3 separate regions of the Homo sapiens genome follow, and all the other regions are linked to region 3. Evidence: chromatin contacts called from ENCODE Hi-C or POLR2A ChIA-PET data. All regions are on one chromosome and are shown on one strand. The core of a region is the stretch at or near the end of the contact, and the rest is flanking DNA. Distances in the headings are between cores, read along the strand shown. Region 1 overlaps TEX14 (testis expressed 14, intercellular bridge forming factor). Region 2 overlaps TRIM37 (tripartite motif containing 37). Region 3 holds the start of PPM1E (protein phosphatase, Mg2+/Mn2+ dependent 1E).

Region 1 (3,337 bases), core at 163-2,662, 180 kb before region 3:
ATTCCTGGCCAACCCATGAGCCATGGACATGAAGCAGGAGCAAAGAAGAAACTTGTTGTTTTAAACCACTAAAATTTGGGAGTTGTTTACTATATATAGCATAATCTAGTCTATCCTGACTGACTAGCTGAGTGACCTTAGAAAAAAATATTTAAACTCTCTGAACTTTGCTTTCTTTACTGGCAAATGGAGGCAATGGTATGTGCCTCACAGGGTTGTTATGTGGATTAAATCAGACAATGAAACAGAGTGCCTGGCATATGCTAGATATTTAGGAAATACTAGCTACAATAATTATAATTAAGGAAACTGAGGCCCAGAGAGAATAAAATAAATTGAATGTTATTGTGCCAGATACGTTATAACAATTATGAATTTTTTAAACTTTTCTTTTGAGATAATTGTAGATTCACATGCAATTGTAAGAAATACACTTTACTGGCTGAATGCGGTGGCTCACGCCTGTAATCCCAGCACTTTGGGAGGCCGAGGCAGGTGGATCACCTGAGGTCAAGAGTTCGAGATCAACCTGGCCAACATGGTGAAACCCCATCTCTACTAAAAATACAAAATTAGCCAGGTGTGGTGGCACATGCCTATAATTCCGCTACTTGGGAGGCTGGGGCAGGAGAATCACTTGAACCCGGGAGGTGGAGGTTGCAGTGAGCTGAGATCACGCCACTGCAGTGAGCTGAGATCACGCCACTGCAGTGAGCTGAGATCACACAACAAGAGTGAAATTCTATCTCAAGAAAAAGAAAATACACTTTACCCACTTTATCCCAGTGGTAACATCTTGCAAATCTATAGGACAGTATCACAACCAGGATATTGACATTGATACAGTCAAGATACAGAACATTTCTACTACCACAAAGATATTTCTGGTTTACAGCTATGCCTGCTTCCCTCCTTTCCCCACCCCTTCCTTAACCCCTGGCAACCACTCATCTGTTCTTTATTTTTATAATTTTGTCATTTCAAGAATGTTATATTAATGGAATCACACAGTAAATAACTTTTTGGGATTGCTTTTCCTACTCAGCATAATTCTCTGGAAATTTAGCCAAGTTGTTGCATGTATCAATAGTTTATTTCTTTTTACTGCTGAGTAGCAAGCACTCAATGGTATGGATGTACCAAAGTCTGTTTAATCATTTACTTGGTGAAGGACATCCGGGTTTCCAGTTTGGAGGTATTATGGATAAATTTGTTATAAACGTTCCTGTATGTATTTCTGTGTAAATGTAAATTTTCATCTCTCTGGGATAAATGCCCAGGAGTTATATTATTACTTTAAGTTCCTATTGTCAACATTCTCAGTAAGGATTCTTATCCCTGCTTCACAGATGGGAAAATAGAATAGAGGGGTTGAGAACCTTGACAAGGTCACATGAACAGAAAGTCAGAGTCAGATCTAAGTAAAGGTGATGACTCAATCCCTCAAATTCTACTGCACAAGTCCTAACACAGCTAAGCTGCCCAAAGCTAACTTTTATAAGATAGTAGCTAATACATCTGAAGACAAGCAATATATAAACACGGAGCATTATCACCATTTAACATTGCATCTATGAGTTTGAAACTGCATAAGATAATAATAGCCCATACCTTCGTACAGGTTGAAATTGAGACCTGGGCAAAATCTCAGCATTCTTTCCAAGAATTTTTCTCATTTGGAACTTTTCCTCACCTGAAAGAATAAAGTTAAAAATATATATATATATTTTTTTTTACTGAATCTTTGTCAACCCAAATTATTGTCACCATTCCCTAGAATGTCCCTTGGTCTGGTCCAGAATTAGAAATAATCTGGATAAACAAAGTGCTGCCCTAATTGGGTTTGGATTGAGTGCTGTAGAAGAGGTTTTTGCTCTGAAAGTTTATTTTCCTTGCTCAGAGCACAGAACTATATTCTGACACTCAGAATACAATCAAGCTATTTACTGGCCTTTCAGTTATAACCACAGTTATTTCTGAAGACAAATGTTGTTTTGTCTTTTTAAGAAGGCAAACTGACCCGGTTCCTGTCAACAGACGCCAGGGGGCGTTGAAAACAAGAACTGTTTGTTAACTAAACAGCCCCGAACTCTAACTATGCCACTTGGCCATCAAACACTAGGTGTGGGCGTGGGCGTGGGCGTGGGGTCTTGAGTACTGAGGAGCTAATTCAACTGTCTTCTGTTCTTCTTGGCATCAAGTTATCTGAAGTTACTCCTCCCCAGTTCTCAGTAAGATGCTTTGCTCCAGGCAGGCAGGGCCAGTATCCATTTTCCTTCCCACCACTGTACTGTCCTAGTTAATAAAGAAGGGGGCAGATGGAGCATCCAGCCCTGTTTCCAAATGCCTATGACTCCCCCACCCCCATCCCATTCCTTAGGTCCAGGTGGTCTGGTAGACACTAAGAAGGCCCATCAGAACAATGCCACCTTTCACAGCTACCAAGGAGCTCTGAAACCCCACCAGTGGAGAGACATTGGGGGTTCCTCTTCCTCTGACCCTTTTAAAATGATAAATATCCAGAAAGCATAAACTAATTCCTAAGAAGCAACATTTAGAGCTTAGAGACTTTAGAGTCCGACCCTCTCCTTTACTTTATACCAGGGGAAAGTAGGGCCCTGGGGTGAAGTGACTTGCTGAAGGTTATGCAGAAAAAGTCAGTGGCAGAATGGGTCTTGGAACCTAGCATGCTGCATCCTGTACCCCTGTTGTGTCCTCTCATGTGGAAGGGGATATATATCAGAACAGTAGAAGGAAAAGGGGGCAGAGAGGGGCAGAAAGAAGTGAATGGAGTAGAAATCAGAGACTTTTTCACATACTTCATGTGTCTGTATTAAACTAGCTCTGGTTATCTGACCTGTCTGCCCTAAACTTTTCCATCCCACTCAACTCACCTCCACATACAAGTTAAGTGGCCACATACAAGGCAGGTCCAAAAAAGAGGCTCTGCAGGAAGAGGTGGGTGGCCCAAGGCTCTGGAGACTTTTAATACATATTATGCTGAGACTTTAAGTAAAAGTTGATCTAAAAGCTTACAGCTTCTTAAAATGCTCCCAACTCTGGCAGGGGCCTTCACAAGGTTACAGTTGGAAGCTGGAGTATGCAGTGGAAGAAGGGAGTAAGTTCATAACACTACGCTGTTTGGGTTTAGACGGTTGAGACATGACCATGGATAGCTACACAGGTTGGTAGGTGGATAACTCTACTTTTAAAATAGATGAGTACATACCTTAAAAGAACAAGAGTACACAATTTTAAAAATGTAACAAAGCCAACAGTTAACTTATATCTGTCTGGTGCCACATCCCTGGCTACTGATCCAAGGCTACCTTCTCAT
Region 2 (3,620 bases), core at 520-3,019, 250 kb after region 3:
AAGTCTTACCTCAAAATTCAAAGTAAGATTTATGTGCCTAATTTCGGTTTGGGATTTAAGGTTGAGGTTCAAATTTTAAGAAATTAACATAAAAATTGTTCAGGAGCTAGTGTTATTTGAATAAAGCAAAAGTAAAATCCTCTCTGGAAGGAAGGTTCTAGGTACAATGGAGCAAGCACATTCCACTCTATCTTTTCCACTGAAAGTAGCAATAAAACCTGGAGAGATGGGTAGTGTAGTTATTTAAGGATATTCATAGTTATTTACTTTGAAAAGTAAATAGAAACAGGCATACTGATGAAGACTGAATTTGAATGACAGCAAAACTGGCAGATTAAAACAAGACCCAGAGTCTTATTAAAAAAAAAAAAAAAAACCTAATGAAAATGTTCAGGATACAACCCCAAATTATTCAGCATATGAAAAACCAGGAAAGACAACCAACAAACATCAATGATGAGATGACACAGATGTCTGGAATTATTTAAGGGCTTTAAAGCTAGATAAAATGCTCATCAGCCAGGCCTGGTGGCACATGCCTGTAGTCCCAGCTACTTGAAAGGCTGAGGCAGGAGGATCGCTTGAGCCCAGGAGTTTGGGACTAGCCTGGGCAACTTAGCAAAGCCCCATCTCTATAAAAAAAAAAAAAAAAAAAAAAAATTTAAAAATTAGCCAGGCACACATTGGTGTGCACCTGTAATTGTCCTAGCTACTAGGGAGGCTGAGGAGGGAGGCCCACTTGAGCCCAGGAGTTCAAGCCTGCAGTGAGCTATGATTGTACCACTGTACTCCAGCCTAGGTAACAGAACACAAGACCCTGAGGGACAGAGGAAGGAAGGAAGAATTAAGAATGAAGGGGATAAAGGGACTGGTCTAAATTGTGTCAAATAGAATGCCATAGAGATAGCAAAAATAACAAAGGAGAGACAATAGATAAAAGGAAAAAAGTTGAAAATTTTGTAGAATTATAAAAAACATTCTGAATTAAATACAAATAAAACATATCAAAATTTGTGGGATGTGACTATAGCAGTGCTTAAAAGGAAAGGTATGACATTATTTATATTAGAAGAGAAAATATCTCAAATCAATAATCTAAACTACTACTTTAAGAAACTAGAAAAAGGAAATTAAACTCAAAGCAAGTAAAAGGAAGGAAATAATAAAAAACATAATAAAATCAGCAGAAAAACAAAAAAACCACAATGAAACAAAATGGTGTTTCTTTGAAAAGATCGATAAAGTTAAAAAAGCCTCTAGGTAGATTCACTAACAAAAAGAGAGCAAACAAAATTTCCAATATCAGGAATGAAAGAGGACATCAACTACAGGTTCTATAAACAGTAAAATATAATAAAATGCTATCAGTAACTGTATGCTCATGAAACCAAAAACAGATGAAATGAGCAAATTCTTTCCTAGGTACAAACTACCAAAGGTTACTCAAGGAAAAATCGATGGGTATTTTAACTCTTAAAGAAATAAAATCTGCTCTAGTTTAAAAAGCTTCCAACAAAGGCAACTGTGGCCCCACATGGCTTCAGTGGTACACTCTTCCTTTTCTCTTTTTAAGAAGAGTTTGGTTAGCATTATTTCAGCCTTAAATATTTAGAAATCGTCTCCATCTTCAGCAAAACAAAAAAACAAAAAAACAAACTTTCCTGTTCTAAAAGAGTGAAGAGTTTACAACAATTTTATGAAGTAGGGGAAAAAGAAAAAGAGCAGAGACGGTTAAAGAGGCCAAAACTAGCTAGTTCTGTGAAGCACCACCTCCACCTTGTGGCCCTTCATGGAACTGTTGCTGAAAACACTAAAACACACTGAGTTGAACTTCAAGGCACAAATTTGACCTCTTATTAGTAGTGTTTCTGAATTCCCGACAAATACCAACCTTCAGGATTCAAAAACAATGAATTGGAATTCTCTGGAATTCCCCAAATCTACATTATTCTTTTAAAAAAGTTATTAAATACATTTTTCAAACTCTATTCATTACATGTGTATCTTTTTTTTTTGAGACGGCGTCTCACTCTGTCACCCAGGTTGGCGTGCCACTGCGTGATCTCAGCCTACTGCAACCTCCACCTCCCAGGTTCAAGCAATTCTCCTGTCTCAGCCTCCCAAGTAGCTGGGATTACAGGCATGTGCCACCACACCCAGCTAATTTTTTTGTATTTTTAGTAGAGATGTGTTTCACCATACTGGCCAAGCTGGTCTCGAACTCCTGACCTTGTGATCTACCCGCTTCGGCCTCCCAAAGTGCTGGGATTATAGGTGTGAGCCACCGCATCCAGCCTACATGTGTATCTTTAAAACAAATCATTTAATTAGTATTTGTAAGAGCTGAGGCCTATAGTGAATATTCAAATGCTAGACTGCATGTGGGTATTACTGGGTAGTATGTGAATAATGTCACGTTTAGAACTCAGCAAGGTTTACAGTACTATGCAGAATCACATGTTAATAAAAATGCCAATATAAGGATTTTGCTTCAAAATCTTTCTTGGAACACCAATCAATTTTTATTAAGTATACCATGTGTAAACTCATTATTATTTACTTAGCAGCAGACAGGGCCATGAACACACATAAAACGGCGATATTTATAATGAGGACTGATTTGTAATCACTTCTTTCCAAGGAGCTCCTGTTGACCTTAACCTTTGATTCCAGGTATCAGTATTTCCAGTTTTTACTTTCAACTTGCCCTAAGTAGATTCCTTCAAATCAGTAATGTTTCTGTGTTGTTAAAATTAATTCTAATAAGACAATTAGAATAATGTTTTCCATTTATTAAACTTCTTGACTAATTTTTTTCAGAATTCAAAAAAAACACACATTTCCCAAGAAATGCTAGGAAGAAATTCCTGCATGAAAACGCCTGGTCTTTTATCAAGCACTAAGATCTGGAAGTTTCCTACCTTTGTGAATGTAAAGAAAAAGACAAATGGCTGGACGTCAATGATAGCAATTACAAGATACTATTAATTGTAAGGAGCTTCAGAGATTGTTAACGCAAAAGAAATCTGCATCTTATTACTCTGTCAATCATCTACCATATTTTTTGAGCACCTACTATGTATGTGCTCAGTAAAGCTAACTTGAGTTATAACTCCCTTAAATCAAGTTGCTCGAATTTCAGATGCTATGGAAAATACATTAACCACCTGGTACAGATGACACTTTATATTCTAGTCACCAACAATTTATCTGCCTTTCTCCTTTCGAAGAGGACCCTGATATTGTTCAGGTATTTTCCCTTACCACATATCCATGTGGAACGAGTTGGTGAGGGAGACCAACTAACTGGACTTGGCTGGCTGGGTGCGCGGTGGCTCATGCCTATAATCCCAGCACTTTGGGTGGCCAAGGCAGGCAGATTGCCCGAGGTCAGGAGTTCGAGACCAGCCTGGCTAACATGGCAAAACCCCGTCTCTACTAAAAATACAAAAATTAGCCGGGCATGGCAGCAGATGCCTGTAATCCCAGCTACTTGGGAGGCTGAGGCAGGAGAATCGCTTGAACCTGGGAGGTGGAGGTAACAGTGAGTCAAGATTGCACCACTGCACTCCAGCCTGGGCGACAGAGCAACACTCTGTCTCCAAAAAATAAATAAATAA
Region 3 (3,314 bases), core at 573-3,072:
CCACTCCTTCAGTAAGGCTTAAAAATAATAGGTTTGTGTGTAGTTTGGTAAGAAAATTAGAATCACTTAAAGTCATTTCAATTCCAACCCAAGAAAGAAAAAAAGAGACTTGGGGGGATGGGGAAGAAGAGCAAACAAAATGTAGAAAAAATACATATTATTGGCCGGGCACGGTGGCTCACGCCTGTAATCCCAGCACTTTGGGAGGCCAAGGTAGGCGGATCATCTGACATCAGGAGTTCGAGACCAACCTGACCAACATGGTGAAACCCTGTCTCTACTAAAAAGACAAAAAAATTAGCCGGGCGTGGTGGCACATGCCTGTAATCCCAGCTACTCAGGAGGGTGAGACAGGAGAATCGCTTGAACCCAGGAGGCAGAGGTTGCAGTGAGCCGAGATCCTGCCATTGCACTACAGCCTGGGCAACAAGAGCAAAACTCCGTCTCAAAAAAAAAAGAAAGAGAAAAGAAAAAATACATATTATATAATGAAGTATAATATGCATTATGCAGAGACTAAAGAGGGGAGTCTTGGTTGCCTGAAAACTAATGGGTAAAATCCATTGAAGTGGGTGAATCCAGTGAAAAGACCTGGATTGAGTCCTTGTTGCATCCCTTGCATGTGACCTTGAGCAAAGTCACCATGTCTTTAAGGCTGTTTTCTCACCTATAAAATGGAATAATTGGCCGGCGTGGTGGGTCACACCTGTAATCCCAGCACTTTGGGAGGCTGAGGCAGGCAGATCACCTGAGGTCAGGAGTTTGAGACCAGCCTGGCCAATATGGTGAAACCCCGTCTCTACTAAAAATACAAAAGTTAGCCGGGGGTGGTGGCAGGCCCCTGTAATCCCAGCTACTTGGGAGGCTGACGCAGGAGAATCACTTGAACCCGAGAGGCGGAGGTTGCAGTGAGCTGAGATCGCGCCACTGCACTCCAGCCTGGGTGACAAGAGCGAGATTGTCTCAAAAAAAAAAAAATCATAACGGTAACGTCCTATACCTCAAGGGACTGTGGTAAGAATTAAAAGGGTGAAATCAATGTGTAAACTATGAAGCCCAATAGAAATAAGGTGTTATACAGACAATTGCACTATTGAATCTCCGGAGACAGAGTTGAGTTAAGGAAAAATGCACTTTCGGAAAGCTTTGGCGACTGAACGACCTGAGTTCTCCAACGCCAAGGCTGGAAGTTTGGAGACCTTGAAACAAGTAAATTACCATTAATATCATAATTTTCAGTTTCCTTTTAAGAAATGAGAGTAACACCACTTTCTTCACAGAATCAAGTGAGAGAGAACCTATGCAAAGGAACTTATCACTTGGTAGGTATTTGAAGCTCCCTCTGCCTGAAAACTACTTATTCAAAGACTGCAACAAAAGGTGTTCACAGTGTGGTATCTTTCAAAACATACGCTAAGGCAAGGAACAGATAAGGAAATGGAAGTACATCCAATTGGGATCCAAGCAACCCAAGTGGGAACCAACAGCTAGACTTGGAGATGTCTTAGCTCACTCTTAACCACGTGAGGGTAGGGTATCCAACCAATAAAGACATTCAGAGTTGGAGAGCGGGCGAGTGGAGTGTCCTTTAGACTCCGCGGACTCGACGGGAGGGACCCTGCAATGCTTAATTAGAACCGGTTGCCATGGCGACAGTCTCTAGGCAGCGTGGGCTGAGCTCTCCGTAGGAATAAAGGGTGGGCCGCCGCTGGACCCTGCGCGCGCCCGCCACCAACTTTCCCTCCAGATCCGAGAGGGGCGGCGCGCTCCGCCCCCGGGCCGCGCACGTCGGTGCTCGGCGGCGCGCACGCCTGCGGGAGCCCTCTCCAGGCAACCTAGTGCTGATCGCTCGTGCCGGTGCGGCCGTTAACCGCCCTTGCCGGAGCCCTAGGCTCAAAAGCAGCCCCTTACCCTTCCTGGGCTTCCCCCAACCCCTTTCCCGGTCTGCCCTGGGGCATGAGCAGCGATGGCCGGCTGCATCCCTGAGGAGAAAACTTACCGGCGCTTCCTGGAGCTATTCCTGGGCGAGTTTCGCGGACCGTGCGGCGGCGGCGAGCCGGAGCCGGAACCCGAACCCGAACCCGAACCCGAACCCGAGTCCGAGCCCGAGCCCGAACCTGAACTGGTAGAAGCTGAGGCGGCCGAGGCTTCGGTAGAGGAACCCGGGGAGGAGGCGGCCACGGTAGCCGCGACGGAGGAGGGGGACCAGGAGCAAGACCCGGAGCCCGAGGAGGAGGCGGCGGTTGAGGGTGAGGAGGAGGAGGAGGGCGCGGCGACGGCGGCGGCAGCCCCGGGGCACTCGGCCGTGCCGCCGCCGCCGCCCCAGCTGCCGCCTTTGCCCCCGCTCCCGCGACCGCTGTCAGAGCGCATCACCCGCGAGGAGGTGGAGGGCGAAAGCCTGGACCTGTGCCTGCAGCAGCTCTACAAATAGTTAAGTAGCTGGGCTTGGCTGGTGGTGGGCCCGCGGTCCCCACCGCGCCGGCCTCGGACGCGGCTCCCTCGGCCCCTCAAACTGCTCTCTTTTCTGCTCCTCTCCCCCGCACCCGCGCCTGCCGCCGCTGAAAGCGCCCCCGCTGCTCGGACCCGGGCGGTCGGCTGAGAGCTGCCCACGCCCGCCTCGGCCCCCACGCCCGCCTCGGCCCCCACGCCTCCTACCCGGCCTTGAAGCCGCTCTCCTGAGCCCCGGCGCCCTCCCGCCGGGCCCGGGCCCCTCATCCCCTTTCACCTCGGCCCCCAGCTTCTAGCTCCACTTCACGCAACCTTTCCCTTTCCTGCCTGGAAAGGTCCTTCCTCCCAGGCTTGAGCTCCCTCTTCTTCCCAGATCCCTTCTTTCTCCGGGAGGTTTCCTCCCACCCCAGTCTGTCTTTTCCCGGGCTGAGTGCCTTGTTGTTTGGCGGCAGAGACGCGACTCCTTTCTAGACTGAGCTGCGAGGTGCCTCCTGCGTAACTGCAACAATGATGGTTATACCGGCCCCGTATCCAGATGAGAGAATGGAGTAGATTTTCCGTCAGGTGCTCAGTGTTGAAAGTGAAGGGCTTTTTAGATGTTTTCACACAGGGAAGCCTAGTCTCTTAGTTTAGACATTTGACATTCCATAATTGAGGGAAGTGGGAAGGAATTGAGAGGGAAGGGTAAGCAAAATTTTGCAAGCAAGCCTTCGGGTGAAAGAGCCATAATTCATTAAAGTGGAAAAGTCAGGCTGTTTTGATTAAATTGCAATTAGGTGCAGTATTTTCAGTCCATTAAGTAGATGGGATGGGGTGGGGAGAAAGCAGATGGCTTAGCTACACAGATGAAAGTCTAAAATAGAAAG

Evidence for each region. A loop is a pair of places that touch in the nucleus more often than their neighbours do. ChIA-PET counts read pairs that join two places held with the same protein, here RNA polymerase II (POLR2A). Pooled maps may share reads with other maps.
Region 1: a loop to region 3 is called in a pooled map, with 2.5 times the contacts of the local background. The contact joins the enhancer-like site here to the promoter of PPM1E in region 3. A Hi-C loop is called at or near these places in 1 of 37 single-sample maps with no recorded cell type and 7 of 50 pooled maps. POLR2A ChIA-PET finds 5 or more read pairs at or near these places in 1 of 52 experiments (WTC11).
Region 2: a map of chondrocyte shows a loop between it and region 3 (2.9-fold over the local background). The contact joins the enhancer-like site here to the promoter of PPM1E in region 3. A Hi-C loop is called at or near these places in 1 of 168 maps with a recorded cell type or tissue (chondrocyte), 2 of 37 single-sample maps with no recorded cell type and 11 of 50 pooled maps. POLR2A ChIA-PET finds 5 or more read pairs at or near these places in 5 of 52 experiments (GM12878, H1, PC-3 and 2 more).

The regions. Positions count from the first base shown.
Region 1 is chr17:58,575,764-58,579,100 of GRCh38, forward strand. It overlaps TEX14 (testis expressed 14, intercellular bridge forming factor), which reads right to left. Exons shown (of 32, transcript NM_031272.5): 21 at 1,612-1,693. It overlaps LOC107985048 (a long non-coding RNA gene), which reads left to right. Exons shown (of 3, transcript XR_001752952.2): 3 at 3,067-3,337. Among named protein-coding and RNA genes, the nearest start is that of SEPTIN4, 33 kb to the left of the region's middle. Within about 2 kb of position 1,413, at least 3 of the 41 ENCODE cell types and tissues checked have a DNase peak (open chromatin) inside an H3K27ac peak, as active enhancers do.
Region 2 is chr17:59,003,287-59,006,906 of GRCh38, forward strand. The region is part of intron 22 of TRIM37 (tripartite motif containing 37); the gene reads right to left. Among named protein-coding and RNA genes, the nearest start is that of TRIM37, 100 kb to the right of the region's middle. Within about 2 kb of position 1,770, at least 2 of the 41 ENCODE cell types and tissues checked have a DNase peak (open chromatin) inside an H3K27ac peak, as active enhancers do.
Region 3 is chr17:58,754,032-58,757,345 of GRCh38, forward strand. It overlaps PPM1E (protein phosphatase, Mg2+/Mn2+ dependent 1E), which reads left to right and starts at 1,823. Exons shown (of 7, transcript NM_014906.5): 1 at 1,823-2,430. The coding sequence starts at 1,967. LOC105371843 (a long non-coding RNA gene) reads right to left here and starts at 2,079. Exons shown (of 3, transcript XR_007065866.1): 1 at 2,000-2,079. RefSeq lists silencers at 1,642-1,831, 1,831-1,979.